2 separate regions of the Homo sapiens genome follow, and region 2 is linked to region 1. The links are chromatin loops, found by intact Hi-C in ENCODE. Cell type or tissue: heart left ventricle. All regions are shown on one strand. Links, peaks and the distances in the headings refer to the core of each region. The heading gives the core; the rest is flanking DNA.

Region 1 (11,638 bases), core at 4,075-8,074:
CACATACAGCTCAGAGGATTGGCCACTCCGTACTCTAGATGAGGCAGACGCTGCTGTGCTGCCCTAAAACTTTCCCCAGTTATCTTCCTCCTTGCTGGCCTCCTTCTAGATAGAATGAAAGAGCCAGACCCTACCCTAGACTTTCCTACAACCAGAATTGACCATATGACCAAGTGGTAGCCTGTTGGGCGTGTGTGGGATAGGGGAGGGATAGGCCAGTATTTTTCTCCCTGATGAGCAAGAGGTGTGTGAGGAGAGACTCTCTGCCCAATGTCACCTTCTGATCCCTGCCTTCGAATACAGCTGTGAAGACATGATGTTTGGGGCAGCTATAGCTGTCCTGTCACCATGTGGAGCACATCCAGAGCTGCACTATCCAATACAGTAGCTGCAAGCCATGTATACCTTTGCATACTTGAAGCATGCCCAGAACTATAAGTGTTAAATGCACACCAAATTTCAAAAGCTTCATGCAAAAAAGGAAATGTAAAATATCATATTAGTAACTTTTTTTTTTTTTTTTTGAGACAGGGTCTCTGTCGCCCAGGCTGGAGTGCAGTGGTGTGATCTTGGCTTACTGCAACCTCCACCTTCTGGGCTCAAGTAATCCTCCCACCTCAGCCTCCCGAGTAGCTGGGATTACAGGCACATACCCACCCAGCTAATTTTTTAATTTTTTGTAGAGACACGGTTTTTGCCATGCTGCCCAGGCTGGTCTCGAACTCCTGGGCTCAAGCAATCTGCCCACCTTGGCTTCCCAAAGTGCTGGGATTACAGGTGTGAGCCACTGCATCCGGCCCCACATTAGTAACTTCAAATTTATCACGTTGACATGACAATATTTCAGATATAGTGGATTAAATAAAATGTATTAAAATTAATTTTAATCATTTATTTTTATTTTTACTTTTACTTTAAAAAATGAGGCAACCGAATATTTTAAATGACATATGTGGCTCACATTATGTTCCCATTGTCCACTGCTGACCTAAGGAATTGCAGGGAAGATGACCAGAGTTCTCATGTTGAACCACTGAACCAATTCTACCCCCAGATTTCCTATTAGATTATAAAGCCATTTTGGTCAAGGATTCTTTTTAAGCCTCACAATTAGCAAGTTAAAGGGAGGCAGGACAGATGGTGTGCCCACTTCACAGATAAACAAACAGAGGTCTGGAGACAAGGAGTGCTGCTTAAGGTCTCATGGTGAAGGAGAAGCAGAATAAGAATCAGAACTTAAATGTCCTTTATCTCGACATTGAATCTTTCCAGTGTATCGAGTGGCCTCTCGAACATGAGAGAAAAATAGCCTCTCACAAACAGAAAAATTACAGATGCTTGGGCACACCTATGTGTGTGGTTTGTCTGCTCTAGACAGCATGAGCTCTTGCTTCCAAGATATGCTGGGAGACAATTCTCCATAGTGTTTCTACATGTCTTATGACAGCTTTCGTTTCAGACCATCTTTTCAAGGATGTTTGTAAAGTATAGAGACATAAAGATAGTGTCTCTCTCCAGGGCAGAGACACTGGAGAGAATGTTTATCTGTTTGCTGACAAGAATAAAAAGGATAATGTCTCCTTTGGTGGCAAAGTTTAGACAGGTTTGCTCGCAGTTTCTTTACAAGGTTGGGAGTTTTCTATGCTCGGGATCATTTAGTTGTATCACAGACTATTATGTGCCAGTATCCACCTGGGCCCACTTTGCATCACCCTGTGGAATTTGGGGGCCAAGGGAAAATGAGGCAAGCATGAAGCTCATGCTTCCTGATGAACCATGAGTTCATCATGGTTCATCATAATAAAGCCCTTTGTCTCTGATCCAGGAGTCCCGTGTCTTCTGCCTGCCGCTACAAAATGGTGGCAGGCTCACTTGTTAGCTTGCAAGTCAGGTAAATCTCAGACCCTTCACAGTTCCTTACAAGATGCACCCACCCCTGCTGCTGGGCTGCCAGACCCTTCTGTAAATAGGTGCAGTGGTGTGGCGGATGCTATGGTGTGCCATCCAGATTCACCTCGGGAATGAAGAACTTATTCTCCCAACTGATGGGAGTGCTGTTGGCAGAGAGCCCTCAGCTGACAGCCCACTTTGGAGACTGCTTTAGCTATAAAGAGCTGCCTCACCCCATCCTGGGGTGGCCCACATGTGATGACTGATTGACATGGGGTATAAAGGCCCAGCCCCTTAGACCAACTGGGTAAAACTCTAAAGGTCATCTCAGCTTCGGAGCTTTCTGTAGGAATAGCTTAGGCTCCAGAAATTGCATTGCTGCTCACCTTCTCCCTCTGTCCAATCCTGTCTACTCCCTTTCCTTTCTGCAGTTGTGGATTCCAAGAGCAACTCCCCCGACTCCCATAAACCTCATATATCTTAGTTGACATCTCAGACTCTGCTTTCTGAGGGACCCAACCTGCAACAAGTGAGGTCTGCCTTCACAGGGATTTCCTGGCCTGGGTGACTGCACAGCTATCTTGGGTCTAGACTTGAGATTTCAGTGCTAGAAACCCAGCATGTCTTGAATTTCAGTGATGGATCCTTTCAGTAGCTTTTATAGCCCAGTGACATGGAAGGGCCCACCGTGAGGCATAAGAAGCAATACAAATATGCCCAGCAATCCATCTGACCCTGGCTGTAAAATCAGCAGTATCTGTGACTTGCAGCTGACAACATGGCCCTTTAGCTCCATTTTCTTGATAATTTCAATAAAGCAGAATTTCTCCTTTAGTTGAGCACATCACGTTCAATGTAGGTGACCTTTTGGTGGGGGAAAAAACCCTAGCGGGCTTTCATAATGCAAATGCTACAAACAAATTCCGATGGTCTCTCACCTGAGAAGCTCCCGGGCTTGGGGTAGCAGCTAGTCTGGGATTTGGAGCTAACTTCACAACCTCTGAAAAGGGCACATCTGTTCCACCTGCAAGACCTAGAAGGGAAAGGTCACTTCACATTAGTGCATGTTGCAAGTGAAGACGTTAACCAAAAACACCACGAAGGATCTCACTGGGGTGGCAAACTGTTCTAAAACTGGATTATAGTGATGGTTGCACAATTCAGTACATTTATGAAAAATCAATGAATTGGACACTTAAAATGGATGATTTTTATGTCATATAGATTGTACCTCAATAAAATTACAAAACAAAACAAAAAAATGGCAAGTGCAGGCTTGTCTCCAGCAGGACCCAGCTTGTCTTTCTCTTTGTGGTTGTGCCTTTCATGGAATAGGTCGGGTAACCTCGACATATGATGGGGAAGGGTCTGCCTGCCCCTCCTCTCTCCCCTCGTTCACCACATTCTGGACAGCCTGGTCTTCTCTCCACTCATTCTGCCTCAGAGCCTTTTCACTGTATGGAATGTTCTTTCCACTCTTCACATGCCTGTTCCCTTCTCCTCAGCTAAGATGCACCTAAGACCATCACTTGCTCAGGAGGCCCTCCTTAGCGCTCAGCACCATCTGCTTTTCCTCAGAGCACTTTTCCCAACTTGTGCCCATATATTTCAGTGATTATTGGTTTAAGATCCCTCTTTTGCTGAGCTGTAAAGTCCACGAGGCCAGATACTGTGTCTCTCCGGGTCACCACTATAACCATGGTGCCTAGCACACCATCTGGCATACAGGGGGCACTCAATAATTACTCACCAAGCAAATGAGTAGCAGGGGGAAGGTTGCCATTGGTGGGCAAGAAACAATGAGCAATTTCTAGGGAAGGTAGGTAGTAGCGTCAGATATACAAACACCACCACCACCAGGAGTGAAGAAGGGCCCTCTGAAGATGTGAGGACCAGTTTTCCTAACCAAATGCTAGAAAATCCCAGCTCAGAGCAGAATGGATGAGGGACTGGAATGGTGGTGGGGTGGACAGCAGAGAAACTAATCAAAAGACTCTGGTTCCATCTCCACTCATACTCGCAGACTGGCTACACAAGACAGTCATCCCCAGACCCAGATGGGGAGAAGATATCTCCAAATGAAGTGGTTAGTATCCCTCTGGGTAGGGACTGGTGAGCTAAGATTTGGCTCGGGCTTTGGTTTTGGAGGGCAGAGCAGGGCAGTGGCCCAGGTACCCTTTGGCAAGCACAGAAAGGGAAAAAGAATAAAACAAAACACAGTGCAGGATGGCAGTGAAGTCCCTAAAGGGAAACTCCTTTCCCACTTCCACAAAAGAATTATGAAGCAGACCCCATACTTCTCATCAGCAACCCTGAAGGCCAGAAGATTATGGAAGAGTATCTTCACAGTTCTCAGGAAAAGTATTTTGAACATAGAGTCTTTTACCCAGCCAGTATTTGGGAGGATGAAACAAAGGCCTTGTTGGACATGTCAGGCCTCAAAACCATCACCTATTGAATTCTCTCTTAAAATATTTATTTAGGTTGTATATTCCAACAAAACTACCATACAGCCTGGGTGCGGTAATCCTAGCACTAGGATTCATGCCTGTAATCCTAGTACTTTGGGAGGGTGAAGTGGGTGGGATCACTTGAGCCCAGGAGTTCGAGTTCAGCCTGGGCAACATGGCGAAACCCTATATCTACAAAAATTAGCCAGGTGTGGTGGTGTGTGCCTGTAGTCCCAGCTATCCGGGAGGCTGAGGTGGGGGTGGGAAGATCACCTGAGTCTAGGAGGTCGAGGCTGCAGTGAGCCATGACTACGCCACTGCACTCCAGGCTGGACAACAGAGACCTTGTCTTAAACAAAACAAAACAAAACCTCAGCATAGAAATAAAGGAGAAAGAAGAAGAAGTTTGTTTTTTTTTGTTTTTTGTTTTGAGATGGAGTCTTGCTCTGTTGCCAGGCTGGAGTGCAGTGGTGCGATCTCGGCTCACTGCAACAGCTCACTGCAACCTCCGCCTCCCAAGTTCAAGCTATTCCCCTGCCTCAGCCTCCCGAGTAGCTGGGACTACAGGCGTGCGCCACCATGCCCAGCTATTTTCTTTTTTTTTTTGTATTTTAGTAGAGACGGGGTTTCACCCTCTAGGCCAGGATGATCTCGATCTCCTGACCTCATAATCCGCCTACCTTGGCCTCCCAAAGTGCTGGGATTACAGGCGTGAGCTACTGCACCCAACCGAAATGTCAGGAAGTTAAAAAAAAAAAAAAGACAAAGTAACAAACAGAGGAAGGAAGGAAGGAAGGCAGGCAGGCAGGCAGGCAGGCAGGCAGGCAGGCAGACTCATAGGTAAGTGTGAATAAAAGCCAATATAATATTAAATGTACTTAATATAAGAATCTGGAAATAAATTCCCAAGTGATCTTGATATAGGATATGGCATGAGGCAGGGTGAGGTAGATGGGGTGGGGAGAGAATAAATGAGTAAGAGGTTAATTATTTTTTTTTGTTTTTTGAGATGGAATCTCACTTTGTCACCCAGGCTGGAGTGCAATGGCGCAATCTCGGCTCACTGCAACCTCTGCCTCCCGGGTTCAAGCGATTCTCCTGCCTCAGCCTCCCGAGTAGCTGGGACTACAGGTGTGTGCCACTATGCCCAGCTAATTTTTGTATTTTTAGTAGAGATGGGGTTTCACCATATTGTCCAGGCTGGTCTCGAACTCCTGACCTTGTGATCCACCCGCCTCGGCCTCCCAAAATGCTGGAATTACAGGCATGAGCCACCACACCCGGCCAAGGTTAATTATTGAGAGAAGGATATGTTGCCTGATTAATTCTCAACGTTGATAGAAAAACATAAGCTTAGGCCGGGTGCGGTGGCTCACGCCTGTAATCCCAGTACTTTGGGAGGCCAAGGTGGGCAGATCACAAAGTCAGGAGATCGAGACCATCCTGGCTAACACAGTGAAACCCCTCCTCTACTAAAAATACAAAAAATTAGCTGGGCATGGTGGCAGGCACCTGTAGTCCCACCTACTCGGGAGGCTGAGGCAGGAGAATGGTGTGAACCCGGGAGGCAGAGCTTGCATTGAACCAAGATTGCACCACTGCACTCCAACCTGGTGACAGAGCAAGACTCCGTCTCAAAAAAAAAAAAAAGAAAAGAAAAATATAAGCTGAAATAGGTATGTTAAATGTTAAGAATATGAAAAGAATAGAACCACCTGGGCTGCTACAGGAGCTCCCTGAGCAAGCAGGAGACAGAGCAAATTGATCCAACTTGAAGGACTGCCCTTGCAGGTAGGTGCTGCTCCTGCCAGAACTCGCCTAGATCGGGGAGCTTCCCTTAATACCCAGAGTTTTAGCGAGGCCTCCAACAGGGCAACAGGGCTCCATGGTGCTGTCCAGGGTCCTGGACTGCTTGGGCCTGAAGCCTTCCCCTTTGTTTCAACTTCTGTTCTTGCTGAAAAGACGGCTCTGGACTTTGTCCACCTCTCCTGCCCTCTAGCTGTCCAGACTCATGCCCACGTGCTCTCAACCATGCCCTGTGTTCTTTTCCCATGTCCCTGTGCTGACCTTAACTCTGACCAGACCTCATTCAGTTAGGACCCAGCCTCTTTTTCTCCACTTTAAGCAAAGAATAAAGGAACAGAGAGTATGGGTTGGTTCTCACCTGCTGGGAGCTAGAAAAATGAAGCTGAAGTCCCCAAGACTCCAATGTCCCCAAAGACTGGGTACACCTCACTCTCCCCTTTCCACCCTCCTCAGCCCACCCCATGTCCTGGCCACTTCCAGAGATAGCTGTCTCCCTCCATCAACCTACCATGAAAAGCTCGGTATGCAGAACCCACACAGGCCGAGTTGGCAGTGTCTATAACATACACCGGGGCATCAAACACATCTGCAAGCACCTGAAAAGGACACAGAGGTTCTACTGTGGTGAGCCATTCCTCAGAGGGAACACAGACATTGTGGGATGCACTTTCCAGGCTCTCTCCCTCATATGTCTTCTGACCCCTTCCATTCCACCTCGACTGCCTTAAGAGGAGTATGCTTGGTCATGCTACCCTGGTGATAATAGAGTCAGGATGAGCTGGGGGAAGTCCGTAGTGGAGAGCCACAGCTCCCCAGGCTGTCCCTGTACTTTTTAGCCATTTCACCAAAGACAAGGCAGAAGATTTAGGAAGTATGTTTAGCAAATGGCACTGACCTAGGGCTGGAGACAGCTGGGTATTAGACTAACATTAACAAGCCCAAACAAACCCAAGCTAACAAGAGCATGTTTCATGGGCATAATGGTGAAGTTTCCCATTTAGGTTCACAAATAAATTGCATACATTTCAAATGGAGGACCTGTACTAAGAGGAGTTCACATGGAAAGAACTTGGGGGAGGTCTTAGTTGACCAGAGATATTGTAGTAGATGCCACTGATGCCGACCCAGATCCCCCTCACTGGACCATTGTGCATCCTGCCCCAGCTGCTGTGAGTACTGGCTACTAATGGCTTGCAGCACTACCTCCTCAAGAAAGCTGACCTTGGCTGAGCATAGGCCACCGCTCACAGGAGATTTAACCTCCCCAGGGTGGCCTGTTGGCCCCCTTGTCCCAAGGTAAAATCAGCTCTGTGGTATAATTCATGTTCCAGAGCCCCACCTCCCCACCAGGATGGAGCTGAAGTAGACTCCAGACAAGACCATATCCTCACTTATCCTTCTTCCTCTGCACTGCCCTGAGTCCCTCACTTCCTTCTTCCTGGGAGTACTCTCTCAACAAACTGCTTATAGAAGAATTCCCATTTCAGGCTCTGTTTCTAGAAAAATCTTACCTAAGATAGGTAGTCACAAGCAAACAGCTAATACAGTTACTCTAACAGTTAAGGCAGCCCCAGGCTACACCCAAAAATGCACAATGTCTCCATAACAGGCTCTGACAGCCCCACAGGTGACAGTCTGAGTGTCAGACATCTGCAGGTTGATTCTACTTTTGGTCATATGTTTCTGGCATAATGAAGGACCAGAAGGACAGTAACAGTCTGGCAACTGTGTTATAAGAGGACTGGTTGGAGAATCAGCGATGGTTACATTGGAAGGCAGAGGCCTTGAGGAAGACAAGAACACTGGCACTAGATGTGAGAAGGTTTGCCATGTGGAAGAACAGGCACTTTCCATGTGACTCCAGAGGACAGTGCTGGTATCAGAGAGTGGATTGTACACAGCCATAGAATTCACCTGCATGTGAGACAGATCCCACTCACAGTGTGAGCTGTAAGGCAACAGAGCTGCTTCCTGGAGTGTGAGCTAAGAGCTCCCCATTCCTGCAGGAGTGGGAATGGAGGCTGTCCTTCCTATCCAGTCTCTGGCTCTTAGACATAACAGATATGGGAGAGGCCATGGTGTAAGGCCCACTACTAACGCTTACCTGTAAGATTTCTCTATTGTGAGATGCTCCTCCTGTGGCCAAAATCTTTGTCTTGGACACTGCAAGGGAAAAGAAAAAAGTAAAATAGCTATGCCAGTTCTCCCAAGGCAGAAAGGGCTGTTTTTGCAGAGTTCTTCAGCTACAGAGGGCTCATGATGGGCCAATGCCTCCCACTTATCACACAGGACTACGGGAGAGATCCAAAGCTGGCTCTGTGTGTGCAGGCCTGTCACATTCATTTGCTTGTAAGGTTGCTGCCCCACCCACCTTAACTGTCTTTAATACTTTTTTTGTTTTAAATATCTCAACAAAACAGGAGAAGGGAACTTCCTTAAATGATAAAAGTCATATATCCACAACTTATAACAAATGTCATTCTTAACAGAGATTTAGAAGCACTTTCTTTCAGACTGGTGTGTCAGCCAGATTCCAAAATGGCCTCCACATAATCCCTCCCTCCTGATATTCACACCTTCAAGTAGTCCCCCCTCACATTCAATAGGGCCGACTTGTATACCCAATAGAACCTTGTGTAAATGATGAAGTATGAAGTCCAAGACTAGATGATAAAAGACATTGAGGCTTCCATCTCGCTCTGACACAGATCATGCTCTCTTGGATCACTCACTTTGGGGAAAGCTAAGTGCCACATCCTGAAGACACTCAAGCAGCCCTAGGGAGAGGTCTACATGGCAGGAGACTGAGGCCTCTTGCCAACAGCCACATGAGTGAGCCAGCCTGGAGGCAGATCCTCCAGCGTCAGTCAAGCCTTCAGATGACTGCAGCCCCAGATGACATTGTGACTGCAACCTCAGGAGATATCCTCAATCAGAATCACCCAACCATGCTGAAACCAAATTCTTGACCCAAAGAAACTGTATAAGAGAATAAACATTTATTACTGTTTTAAGCTGCTAAATTTTGAGATAATTTGTTACATGGCAATAGATAACTAATACAACTACAAACAAAACAAAGATTCACAGTATCCAGTCCACTGTTTAACACAGTATTAGATCTACCAGTCAATGCCATAAGATAACAAAAACAACTAAAATATATAAGTATTGAAATAAAGGAAAAGAAAACTGTCATTTGCAGACAATAGTCCATCTATTTGGAAAAAATAAAGAATAAACAAACTAATAAAACTAACAAGAGTTTAATAAGTTTGCCAGATACAAAATCAACTTATAATAATCAATGGCATTTCTAATAATAATCAACTATCAAATACAATAGAAAATATATAAATTAACTTTCACAACAGCAACCAGAAATGTAAGGTAGACTTACATGTAAGGGAATACCTTAACAAAGAATTCAAAAGTCTCTATTAAGAAAAAGTTGAAATTGTTGTTAAAGTACAAAAAAGAATATCTAAATAAATTAAAAGATATTCCATGGTCTTGAATGAATATGAATTAACATTATAAATATGTCAATCTTTTCCAATTAATGTATACATCCTATTCAACCTAAATAAAAATTCCAGCTGGACTCTTTTAAGGAACTAGACCAATTTCTTATAAAATATTTGTGGAAAAATGAAGACCTATAAACAGCTCAGACAATATTTTAAAAAGAAAAGCAAGGAGGGGATAATTGCTATACTACATATTAAAACATTATTATGGGCTGAAGTGTGTCTACCCTAAATTTATATGTGGAAGTCCTAAACCCCAGTTTCTCAGAATGTGAGTGTATTTGAAGATAAAGACAGATATTACCTCTTTAAAGAGGTAATTAAGTTAAAAATAAAGTCATTAGGGGTGGGCCCTAATCCAGTATGACTGATGTCCTTATGAGAAGAGAAAATGAAGACACAGGGACACACAGGAGGAGACCATGTGGAGACACAGGAAGAAGGTGACCATCTACAAGCTAAGGAAAGAGGCCTAAGAAGAAATTAACCCTGCCGACACCTTGATCGCAGACTTTTAGCCTCCAGAACTGTGAGAAAATAAATTTCTGTTGCTTAAGCCACCCATTCTGTGGCACATTCTTATGGCAGCCCTAGCCAACTAATACTGACATACTACAAAGCCACAATAATACAACAGTTTTTCTGCCCCAAGAACAAGACCAATAAACCCATGAAGTAGAAACAGGAGTGCAGGTCAGGTGCCATGGTTCATGCCTGTAATCCCAGCACTTTGGGAGGCCAAGGCAGGTAGATTGCTTGAGCCCAGGACTTTGAGACCAGCCTGGGAAAAATGGCAAGACCCTGTTTCTATAAAAACTATTTAAAAATTAGCCAGGCATGGTAGCACGTTGTCTGTAGTCCTAGCTACTCGGGATGCTGAGGTGGGAGGAACCCAGGAGGTGGAGGTTGCAGTGAGCTGAGATCGCGCCGCTGCACTCCAGCCTGTGCGGCAAAGTGAGACCCTGTCTCCAAAAAAAGGAAAAAAAAAATGAAAGGGAGTACAGAGAAAGACCCATGTATATATAGGGACTGGATAAATGATAAAGGGGGCACTACAAGTAATGGGGTAAAACAGACCACTTAGTAAATAGTGTTTGGAAAACTGGATCAACATGTGGAAAAAATCAAATTGGATCCCAAGTTACATCATTCGCAAAGACTTCAGATGGATCAAAGTCCTAAATGTGGAAGGTAAAATTGTAACATCAACAGGAGAAACATAAAACAGTACTTCTGTGATACTGGAGTGGGGGGAAATCTCTTAAACAATATCTCAAAAGCATAAAATGGAAGATGAAAAATTGATGAATTTCATCAAAATTCTGTTAAATTGCTGACACTATAAATAAGCAACAGATAAATGAGAGATATCTGCAACACAAAAAACTGTCAAAAACCTAATATTCAAAGTATACAATAAAATCCTACAAATCAATAAGAGAAAGATAGGAAATCAAATAGAAAAATGGGAAAGAATGTACATAGCCAATTCAGAGAAAGAAACCAGAGTTACAAAGAGCTGTTCAAAATCATTATTAATTGGCCAGGCACGGTGGCTCACGCCTGTAATCCCAGCACTTTGGGAGACCGAGACGGGTGTATCACCTGAGGTCAGGAGTTTGAGATCAGCCTGGCCAACATGGTGAAATCCCATCTCTACTAAAAATACAAAATTAGCTGGGCATGGTGGTGTGCGCCTGTAATCCCAGTTATTCAGGAGGCTGAGGCAGGAGAATCACTTGAACCGGGAGGTGGAGGTTGCAGTGAGCCGAGATCGCGCCATTGCACTCCAGCCTGGGCAAAAAGAGCGAAACTCCATCTCAAAACAAAACAAAACAAAATCATCGTTAATTAAGAAAACACAAATTAAACTAACACTGAGATACCAGTTTGCACCCATCAGACTGGCAACAGATTTAAAGGTTGTTGCTGTTAAGTGTTGGTGGGGATATGGGAAAATAA
Region 2 (11,638 bases), core at 2,956-6,955, 48 kb before region 1:
TAGCAAGATAAACTTTGAAAGTAACCACAGTTTTTATAATGTTATTTGGGAATTTCTTCATTTGAGAAAATATAAGTGGCCTCACCCTCTCTCAGTTTCTGAGAGGCCCTGGTTAGACATTCACTGTAGTGGGTAATTTAGGCATAGCAATACGAAATTAAACAATTTTATGAGAGTACCATTCACAGTGTATAATTGTTGGGGGAGGGGTGGGCAGTGTATACTTTCTTTGGTAATACAGTTCCCCCAAGACTTAATAAGCTATCTGTTATTTCCTAGACACAGTTCTCAAAGTGCTTTATTTCTTTGCCTTATTTATTTTCTTCCTAGACCTCGTACTTTCCCCGCCCCTTTCTCTTAACTTAATGGTGGTTACTTGAGGTCAAAAAAATGAATTGGCTTGGGTAGAAAGCTAACACTATCTCTCAAGAGAGATTAGATTATGCTGTGCTAATGGAAAAATCCCAAAACCTTAATGGCTTAAAATAACAAAATTTATATCTTTCTCGTGATACATATCCATTGGAGGTCAACAAACAAGCTCTACTCATTGTAATAACTCAGGGACACAGACTAAGAGGGCTACCTTTTGATACATGCTTCTACTATTGGAGAGACAAGGGAAAGAGAGCATGGTAAATGCTGGCCCTTAAAACTTCTACCAGACTGGGAAGATGATGGTTAGGTTGTTGGCTGCATTGTTTTTGAATCTTTCAAAATCTTCACATGAAAACACAGAGTAAGCTGGGTGTGATGGCTTATGCCTGTAATCCCAGCACATCAGGAGGCTGAGGCAGGAGCATCACTTGAGCCCAGGAGTTCAAGACTAGCCTGGACAACATAGTGAGACCCCCGTTTGTTAAAAATAAATAAAAATAAGGCTGGGCATGGTGGCTCACGCCTGTAATCTGAGCACTTTGGGAGGCCAAGGCAGGTGGATCACGAGGTCAAGAGATCGAGACCATTCTGGCCAACACGGTGAAACCCTGTCTCTACTAAAAATACAAAAATTAGCTGGGCATGGTGGCACATACCTGTAGTCCCAGCTACTCAGTAGGCTGAGGTGGGAGAATCACTTGAACCCAGGAGGTGGAGGTTGCAGTGAGCCAAAATCATGCCACTGCACTCCAGCCTGGCAACAGAGCAAGACTTGAATGTCTCACAAAATAGCAATAATTAATTAATTAAAATAAATAAATAAATAAAAATGAAAAACACAGAGCAACTGTATGGAAAAAACCAGACCATCCAAGTGCACTCACTGAAAAACCAGGTGACAGGATTTCCCTCAAAACATCAAAATACAAGCAAATAGAGACAAACTACTAATAGCAACAAAAGCTGTGTGGGCGAGCCTCTGCGCAAGAGGGAGCAGGATACAACAGGGTATATGACATACCTGAGAACCTCCAAGAATTCACACAGGATGGGGAAATGTTTAGCTCCACCCAGCAAAATTGGAGTCTTCATGGAAAACTCAGAACATTCAGTAGAGACCCAGAGAGTCACTCCATAGTGGAGCTAAACCAGCCCTAGATAATAAAGGCTATTGTAAACCTCAATACTAAGCTAAAGGAACAAGCCTTGACATGATCAACTTGATCTATAAGTTAATTTAACTACCCACCAGAGGAACCATCACTTTTTAAAGAAATTCTATCAATCTGACACTCAGTAAAAAAATATTTTAAATGCCCACATCTAATAAAAGAATTACTAAGCATAGGAAGAAGCAGGAAAATGTGACCCAAAAGAAGCAGAAAAATCATTCAATAGGAACAGATACAGAAGTGACAGAGATAATGGGATTATCAGTCAAGGATTTTAGTTTAATTTGATTTTTACAGGTATTTTTGTACAAATTCATGGAGGACATGAGAAATTTTGTTGCATGTATATAATGTGTATTGTTCAAGTAATGGCATTTAGGTATCCATCACCCAAGATCAATACATTATTCTTAAATATAGTCACCCTACTCAGCTATCAGACATTGAGTTTATTCTATCTGTATGTTTGTACCCTTTAACCCAGTTCTCTTCACCCACCCACCCCAGCTCCCTACTCACCCCTCCCAGTCTCTGTTATCTATCTCTCTACTGCCATAAAATAAAATATTTTAGTTTCCACATATAAGTGAGAATATATATTTGTCTTGTTGTGCCTGGCTTAGTTCACTTAAGATATATCCAGATCCATCCACGATGCTGCCAATGACAGGGTTTCTTTTTTTTTTAATTAAAATTTATGAGACAAGGTCTCACTATGTTGCCCAGGCTGGTCTCAAACTCTTGGGCTCAAGCAATCCTTCCTCCTCAGTTTCTCCAAGTGTTAGGATTACAGTCATGAGCCACCATGCCTGGCCAATTTCATTCTTTTTAATGGCCGAATAGTATTTCATTGTGTATATATACTACATTTTCTTTATCTGTTCATCCGTTGATGAATGCTTAGGTTGATTCTATATCTTCTCTTTTAAGAATAGTGCAATAATAAACAAGAATGGAGGTATTCCTTTAATATATTGATTCCTTTTCCTTTGGGTAGCTATCCAATACTGGGATTGCAGGATCACATAGTAATTCTGTTTTTAGTTTTTAGAGAACTCTCTATACGGTTGTTTTCCATAATAACTGTGCTAGTTTACATTCCCACCAACAGTGTATAAGAGTTCCCTTTTCGGCCAGATGTGGTGACACATGCCTGTAATCCCAGCATTATGGGAGGCCGAGGAGGGAGGATTGCTGGAGTTCAGGAGTTTGAGACCATCCTGGACCAACATAGGGAGACCCTGCTTGTATCTACAAAAAAAAAAAAAAAAAAAAAAAATTAGCCAGATGTGGTGGTGCATGCCTGTGGTCTCGGCTCTTCAGGAGGCTGAAGTGGGAGGATCACTTGAGCCCAGGAGGTGAAGGCTCCACTGAGCCATGATCGTGACACTGCACTCCAACCTGGGCAACAGAGTGAGACCTTGTCTCCAAAAATAAAATAAAAAAGAGTTCCATTTTCTCTGCATCCTCGTCAACATTGTTATTTTTTGTCTTTATAATAGTAGCCATTCCAGCTGGGATAAGATAATTATATGGTGGCTTTGATTTGTATTTCTCTGATGATAAGTGACATTGAGCATTTTTTCATATGCTGTTATCCATTTATATGTCTTCTTTTCAAAATGTCTATGCATGTCCTTTGTCTACTTTTTAATGGGATTATTTGGGATTTTGTTCCTGTTCAGTTGTTTGAGTTCCTTGTATATTCTGGATATTAGTCCCCTGTTGGATTAATACTTAGCAAATATTTTCTCCCATTCAACAGGTTGTTTCTTTACTCTGTTGATTGTTTCTTTTGCTTTGCAGAAGCCTTTTAGTTTAATAGAGTCCCATTTGTCTATTTTTGTGTTTATGGCCTGTGCTTTTGAGGTCTTAGTCATAAATTCTTTGCCTAGACCAATGTCCAGGAGAGTTTTCCCTAGGTTTTCTTCTGGTATTTTCATAGTTTCAAATTTTGAATTTAAGTCTTTAGTCCATTTTGATTTGGTTTTTGTATATGGTGAGAGATAGGGGTCTGGTTTCATTCTTCTGCATGTGACTACCCAATTTTCCCAGCACTATTTATTGAAGAGGGTTTCCATTCCCCAATATAAGTTCTTGTCAGCTTTGTTAAAGATTCGTTGGCTATAAATATGTGGCTTTATTTCTGGGTTCTCTATTCTGTTCCATTGGTCTATGTGTCTATTTTTATACCAGTACCATGCTATTTTTGTTAATACATCCCTGTAATATATTTTGAAGTAAGGTAATGTGATGCCTCCAGCTTTGTTCTTTTCACTCAGGGTTGCTACTGAGAGGTGAAACCAGCTGGACTCTGGATGGGGTGGGGACTTGGAGAACTTTTCTGTCTTACAAGAGGATTGTAAAATGTACCAATCAGTGCTCTATAGCTAGGATTTTAAAATGCACCAATCAGCATTCTGTGGTTACCTAGAAGTCTGTAAAATGTGCCAATCAGCACTCTGTAAAAATGCACCAATCAGCTCTCTGTGGCTAGCTAGACGTTTGTAAAATGGACCAATCAGCACTCTAATCTGGCAATCAGCACACTGTAAAATGGACCAATCAACAGGACATAGGTGGGGACCAATATGGGAATAAAAGCTGGCCACCCCAGCCAGCAGCAGCAACCCACTTGGGTCTCCTTCCATGCTGTGGAAGCTTTGTTCTTTCACTCTTCACAATAAATCTTGCTGCTGCTCAATCTTTGGGTCCGTGGCACCTTTAAGAGCTGTAACACTCACCACAAAGGTCCACGACTTCATTCTTGAGGTCAGCAAGACCAAGAATCCACCAGAAGGAACCAATTCCAGACACTTCTTGGTGACCAAGAAGGGACTATCGTCAAGCAGTGAGTACCATTGGACCCCTTTCGCTAGCTATTCTGTCCTATTTTTCCTTAGGATTCAGGGACTAAACACCAGGCACCTGTCAGCCAGTTAAAAGTGACTAGCGTGGCCACCGGACTAAAGACATGGGTGTCAGGCTTTCTGGGAAAGGGCTCTCTAACAAACCCTGACTCTTCGGAGTTGGGAGCGTTGGTTTACCTGGAACCAGCTTCCACTTTTCCTGTACATCTGGGCTGACCCAAGGGTTGACAGAAAGGAAAGCCATTCAGCTCCAAGGTCCCAACAAAATGTTGGTTGACCATGTAGCCATGAGTGGAACTCTCAAAGTTACATTGCCCAAGCAACACTTGCCCATCTATCCTATCTATCCTGACCCTTGCCTCCTGGGTCCTAATGCCTGTCAGACAAACTTCCTCCTGCCTCTCTTCTCCGAGACTAGTCCCGCTTTTAGAAAGCACTCCCTGTTTCTGGTGCTTTTCTAGTTTCTCCTATAAGAATGATGTCTAGTATAAATTTCATGACTCTGTTCCCTTCTTTAGGCACCCAGGCTCACCAATTAGACATAATTTTTGCCCAAAGCCCCGTCGCGTGGGGGAGTTCAACTATCCTTTTAGGATCCCTCCTCAGACAAGCAGGCCTAACAAAGGCTATATGGGGAGCTTCAGAAATTATATCCTTCCTATCCATATGATGAGAAGTAAGGACAAAAGGCATTACTCTTCCAACCCTGGAGATCTCTTCCCTCCCTCAGGGTATGGCCCTCCACTCCATTTTTGGGGAATATCATCTTTATAGGAAAGGGGTAAGGTCCCAATACTAACAGGAGAAAATGCTTAGGACTCTAATAGGTTTTCAAGAATGTGTTGTTAAGGGCCACTAAACCTGATTTTTCTTGGTCCTCTTTGCGGTCTAAGAGGGAAGGCAAGGGTGCAGGTTTTCAAGAATGTGTCGGTAAGGGCCACTAAATCCGACCTTCCTCAGTCCTCCTTGTGGTTTAGGAGGAAAACTAGTGTTTCTGCTACTGCATCAGTGAGTACAACTATTCTGATCAGCAGGGTCCAGGGACCATTGCAGATTCTTGGGCAGGCCAGGGGTGGGGGGGCATGGGCAGAAACAAACCAAAACCATGGGCGGTTTTTTCTTTCAGATGGGAAACACTCAGGCATCAACAGGCTCATCCTTGAAATGCATCCTAAGCCACTGGGACCAATTTGACCCGCAAACCCTGATAAAGAGGTGACTCATTTTTTTCTGCACTATGGCCTGGCCCCAATATTCTCTCTCTGATGGGGAAAAATGGCCACCTGAGGGGAGTGTAAATTACAATACTATCCTGCAGCTTGACCTTTTCTGTAAGAGGGAAGGCAAATGGAGTGAAATACCTTATGTCCAAGCTTTCTTTTCATTGAAGGAGAATCCACAACTATGCAAAGCTTGCAATTTTCATTCCACAGGAGGACCTCTCAGCTTACCCCCATTATCCTAGCCTCCCTATAGCTCCCCTTCCTATTAATGATAAGCCTCCTCTAATCTTCTCTGCCCAGAAGGAAACAAGCAAAGAAATCTCCAAAGGACCACAAAAACCCCCAGGCTATCAGTTATGTCCCATTCAAACTGTAGGGGGAGGGGAATTTGGCCCAATCCAGGTACATGTCCCCTTCTCCCTCTCTGATTTAAAGCAGATTAAGGTAGACCTGGGGAAGTTTTCAGATGATCTTGATAGGTATATAGATGTCCTACAGGGTCTAGGGCAAACCTTTGACCCCACTTGGAGAGATGTCATGCTATGAGATCAAACCCTGGCCTTTAATGAAAAGAATGTGGCTTTAGCTGCAACCCGAGAGTTTGGAGATACCTGGTATTTTAGTCAAGTAAATGATAGAATGACAGCTGAAGAAAGGGACAAATTCCCTACCGGTCAGCAAGCCATCCCCAGTATGGATCCCCACTGGGACCTAGACTCAGATCATGGGGACTGGTGTCGCAAACATCTGTTGACCTGTGTTCTAGAAGGACTAAGGAGAATTAGGAAAAAGCCCATGAATTATTCAATGATGTCCACCATAACTCAAGGAAAGGAAGAAAATCCTTCTGTCTTCCTTGAGCATCTACAGGAGGCCTTAAGAAAATACACTCCCCTGTCACCTGACTCCCTCGAGGGTCAATTTATCCTAAAAGATAAGTTTATTTCCCAATCAGTCACAGATATCAGGAGAAAGCTCCAAAAGAAAGCCCTAGGCCCTGAACAAAATCTGGAGGCATTATTAAACATGGCAACCTCAGTGTTCTATAAAAGGGACCAAGAGGAACAGGCTGAGAAGAAAAAGTGAAATCAGAGAAAGGGCACAGCCTTAGTCATGGCCCTCAGACAAACAAACCCTGGTGGTTCAGAGAGGACAGAAAATAGAGCAGGCCAATCAGCTGGTAGGGCTTGTTATCAGTGTGGTTTGCAAGGACACTTTAAAAAAGATTGTCCAGTGAGAAACAAGCTTCCCCCTCGCCCATGTCCACTATGCCGAGGCAATCACTGGAAGGCACACTGCCCCAGAGGACAAATGTTCTCTAGGCCAGAATCCCCCAACCAGCCGATCCAACAACAGGACTGAGGGTGCCTGGAACAAGCACCGGCTTATGTCATCACCCTCACTGAGCCCCAGGTACATTTAACTATTGAGGGACAGGAAATTGACTTCCTCTTGGATACTGGTGCGGCCCTCTCAGTGTTAATCTCCTGCCCTGGTCGGCTGTCCTCAAAGTCCATTACCATCTGAGGAATCCTGGGACAGCCTGTAACCAGGTATTTCTCCCACCTCCTCAATTGTAATTGGGAGACTTTGCTCTTTTCACATGCCTTTCTTGTTATGCCTGAAAGTCCCATATCCTTATTAGGGAGGGACATATTAGCCAAAGCTGGAGCTATTATCTACGTGAATATGGGGAACAAGTTACCCTTTTGTTGTCCCCTGCTTAAGGAGGGAATCAACACTGAAGTCTGGGCATTGGAAGGACAATGCAGAAGGGCAAAAATGCCCGCCCAATCCAAATCAGGCTAAAAGACCCCACCACTTTTCCCTATCAAACGCAATATCCCTTAAGGCCTGAAGTTCATAAAGGATTACAGGATATTGTTAGACATTTAAAAGCTCAAGTCTTAGTAAAAAAAAAAAAAAAAAAAAAAAATGCAGCAGTCCCTGCAACACCCCAATTCTAGGAGTAGAAAAACAGAACAGTCAGTGGAGACTACTGCAAGATCTTAGACGCATTAATAAGGCAGTAATTCCTCTATATCCAGTTGTACCCAACCCCTATATCCTGCTCTCTCAAATACCAGAGGAAGCAGAATGGTTCATGGTTCTGGACCTCAAGGATGCCTTCTGTATTCCCCTGCACTGTGACTCCCAGTTTCTCTTTGCCTTTGAGGATCCCACAGACCACACATCCCAACTTATGTGGACGGTCTTGCCCCAAGGGTTTAGGGATAGCCCTCATCTGTTTGGTCAGGCACTGGCCCAAGTTCTAGGCCACTTCTCAAGTCCAGGCACTCTGGTCCTTTAGCATGTGGATGATTTACTTTTGGCTACCAGTTCAGAAGCCTCATGCCAGCAGGCTACTCTAGGTCTCTTAAACTTTCTAGCTAATCAAGGGTACAAAGCATTTAAATCGAAGGCCCAACTCTGCCTACAACAAGTCAAATAGCTAGGCCTAGTCTTAGCCAGAGGAACCAGGGCCCTCAGCAAGGAATGAATACAGCCTATACTGGCTTGTCCTTGCCCTAAGACATTAAAACAATTGCAGGGGTTCCTTGGAATCACTGGGTTTTGCTGACTATGGATCCCCAGATAGAGCGAGATGGCCAGACCACTCTATACTCTAATCACGGAGACCCAGAGGGCAAATACTCATCTAGTAGAATGGGAACCAGAAGCAGAAACAGCCTTCAAAACCTTAAAGCAGGCCCTAGTACAAGCTCCAGCCTTAAGCCTTCCCACAGGACAAAACCTCTCTTTATATATCACAGAGAGAGCAGGATTAGCTCTTGGAGTCCTTACTCAGACTCGTGGGACAACCCTACAACTAGTGGCATACCTAAGTAAGGAAATTGATGTAGTAGCAAGAAGCTGGCCTCACTGTTTATGGGTAGTTGCGGCAATGGCCATCTTAGTATCAGAGGCTATCAAAATAATACAAGAAAAGAATCTCACTGTCTGGACTACTCATGGTGTAAATGGCATACTAGGTGCCACAGGAAGTTTATGGCTATCAGACAACCACCGGCTTAGATACCAGGAGCTACTCCTTGAGGGACTGGTGCTTCAAATATGCATGTGTGCAGCCCTCAACCCTGCTACTTTTCTCCCAGAGGATGGAGAACCAATCAAGCATGACTGCCAACAAATTATAGTCCAGATTTATGTTGCCTGAGAGGATCTCTTAGAAGTCCCCTTAGCTAATCCTGACCTTAACTTACATACTGCTGGAAGTTCATTTGTGGCTAATAAGATACAAAGGGCAGGTTATGCCATAGTTAGTGATGTAACAGTACTTGAAAGTAAGCCTCTTCCCCCAGGGACCAGCGATCAGTTAGTAGAACTAGTGGCACTTACGTGAGCCTTAGAACTGGGAAAGGGAAAAAGAATAAATGTGTATATAGATAGCAAGTATGCTTATCTAATCCTACATGCCCATGCTGCAATATGGAAAGAAAGGGAGTTCCTAACCTCTGGGGGAACCCCCATTAAATATCACAAGGAAATCATGGCGTTATTACAGTGCAAAAACCCAAGGAGGTGGCAGTCTTACACTGCCAAAGCCATGAGGAAGGATAGGGGAGAATAGCAGCATAAGCGGCTGGTAGAGGCAGGGAAAGACCAGCAGAAAGTCAAAGAGAGAAAGAAAGAGGAAAGAGAGAGAGAGGGGGAAAGACGGAAAGTCAGAGAAGGAAAGAGAGAGGGGAAAGACAAAGTCAAAGAGAGAAGGAAAGAGGGAGGGGAAGAGACAGAGAGACAAAAAGGGAGTGAGAGAGAGAGAGAGGAAGAGACAAAGACAGAAAGTCAGAGAGAAAGAGACAGAGAAGGAAAGAGAGAGAAAGAGAGAGAGATAGAAGTAGTAAAGAAAAAAGTGTGTACCCTATTCCTTTAAAAACCAGGGTAAATTTAAAACCTATAATTGATAATTGAAGGTCTTCTCTGTAACCCTGTAACACTCCAATACCACCTTGTTGTCAGTGTAACCAAGAGCGTAGCCCAAAAGCACTGAGGCCACTGACAATCTATAGCCTTCTTATCAAAAATCCTTAACCCAGCAGGTTTCCTGACAGGAGATCTAAAGCTTAATTAATTACCACACAAAGATCTGAACAGACCTAGGAGGAACCCCCTTTGGGACAGGATGATAGATGGTTCCTCCAAAGCTATTAAGGGAAAAAGACACAATGGGTATTCAGTAAGTGATAAGGAAACTCTTGTAGAAGCAGAGTTAGGAAAGTTGCTTAATAATTGGTCTGCTCAAACGTGTGAGCTGTTTGCACTCAGCCAAACCTTAAAGTACTTACAGCATCAGAAAGGAGCCATCTATACCAATTCTAAGTTAATATGGACTGAACGAGGTCTTATTAATAGCAAAGAATAATTGAAATCCCAAACTTACAAGGTTTTTGACAAAAGTAAAGCTTGCTAAAAGTTAACAGTGTAACATGTATTATCCTAACTTCTAATCTTGAGGAAATCAGACCATATTAGTGCCCCTCAAAGCTGAAGTCTGTCAGTGCAGGGCCATACAACTAATAACCTTACTTATAGGGTTAGGAATGGCCACTGCTACAGGAACCAGAATCGCCAGTTTATCTACTTTACTATCCTACTACCACACACTCTCAAAGGATTTCTCAGACAGTTTACAAGAAATAACAAAATCTATCCTTACTCTACAATCCCAGATAGACTCTTTGGTAGCAGTGACTCTCCAAAACCTCTGAGGCCTAGACCTCCTCACTGCTGAGAAAGGAGGACTCTGCACCTTCTTAGGGGAAGACTGTTGCTTTTACACTAACCGGTCAGCGATAGTACGAGATGCCGCCCAGCGTTTACAGGAAAAGGTTTCTCAAATCAGACAATGCCTTTCAAACTTTTTTTTTTTTTTTGAGACGGAGTCTCACTGTTTCACCCAGGCCAGAGTGCAGTGGCGCTATCTCGGCTCACTGCAAGCTCCACCTCCTGGGTTCACACCATTCTCCTGCCTCAGCCTCCCGAGTAGCTGGGACTACAGGTGCCCACCACTGTGCCTGGCTAATTTTTTGTATTTTTAGTAGAGACAGGGTTTCACCATGTTAGCCAGGTTGGTCTCGATCTCCTGACCTTGTGATCTGCCTGCCTCGGCCTCCCAAAGTGCTGGGATTACAGGCGTGAGCCACTGCGTCTGGCCGCCTTTCAAACTCTTATACCAACCTCTGGAGTTGGGTGACGTGGCTTCTCCCCTTTCTAGGTCCTGTGCAGCCATCTTGCTATTACTTGCCTTTGGGCCTTGTATTTTTAACATCCTTGTCAAATTTGGTTCCTGTAGGATCGAGGCTGTCAAGCTACAGATGGCCTTACAAATGGAATCCCAAATGAGCTCAATTAACAACTTCTACTGAGGACCCCTGGACCAACCCACTGACCCTTTGGCTGGCCTAGAGTTCCCCTCTGGAGGACACTACCACTGCAGGGCCCTTCTTCGCCCCTATCCAGCAGGAAGTAGCTAGAATGGTCATCGCCCAATTTCCAACAGCAGCTGGGGTGTCCTGTTTAGAGGGGAGATTGAGAGGTGAAGCCAGTTGGACTTCTGGGTTGGGTGGGGACTTGAAGAAATTTTCTGTCTTACAAGAGGATTGTAAAATGTACCAATCAGCACTCTGTAGCTAGGATTGTAAAATGCAGCAATCAGTGCTCTGTGGCTACCTAGAGGTTTGTAAAATGCACCAACCAGCACTCTGTAAAAACGCACCAATCAGCTCTCTGTGGCTAGCTAGAGGTTTGTAAAATGGACCAATCAGTGCTCTGTAAATTGGACCAATCAGCACACTGTAAAATGGACCAATCAGTGCTCTGTAAAATGGACCAATCAGCAGGACAGGGGCAGGGACAAATAAGGGAATAAAAGCTGGCCACCCCAGCCAGCAGCAGCAACCCACTCGGGTTTCCTTCCACGCTGTGGAAGCTTTGTTCTTTTGCTCTTCACAATAAATCTTGCTGCTGCTCACTC

The links. A loop is a pair of places that touch in the nucleus more often than their neighbours do. Peaks named below come from ENCODE experiments on the same cell type or tissue, not always from the same donor. Only the 100,000 strongest peaks of a DNase experiment are listed, where the experiment ranks them.
Region 2: it touches region 1 in a loop (1.8-fold over the local background); 1 of 110 quality-filtered maps calls a loop at or near these places.

The regions. Positions count from the first base shown.
Region 1 is chr3:38,392,176-38,403,813 of GRCh38, reverse strand. XYLB (xylulokinase) reads right to left here. Exons shown (of 19, transcript NM_005108.4): 16 at 8,251-8,309; 17 at 6,655-6,742; 18 at 2,829-2,923. Among named protein-coding and RNA genes, the nearest start is that of XYLB, 51 kb to the right of the region's middle. In heart left ventricle, for the core only: no CTCF peak of the experiment used is centred there; a DNase peak (open chromatin) is centred at 6,239.
Region 2 is chr3:38,438,662-38,450,299 of GRCh38, reverse strand. It overlaps a transcript of XYLB not described here. Among named protein-coding and RNA genes, the nearest start is that of ACVR2B, 9.4 kb to the left of the region's middle. In heart left ventricle, for the core only: no CTCF peak of the experiment used is centred there; no DNase peak of the experiment used is centred there.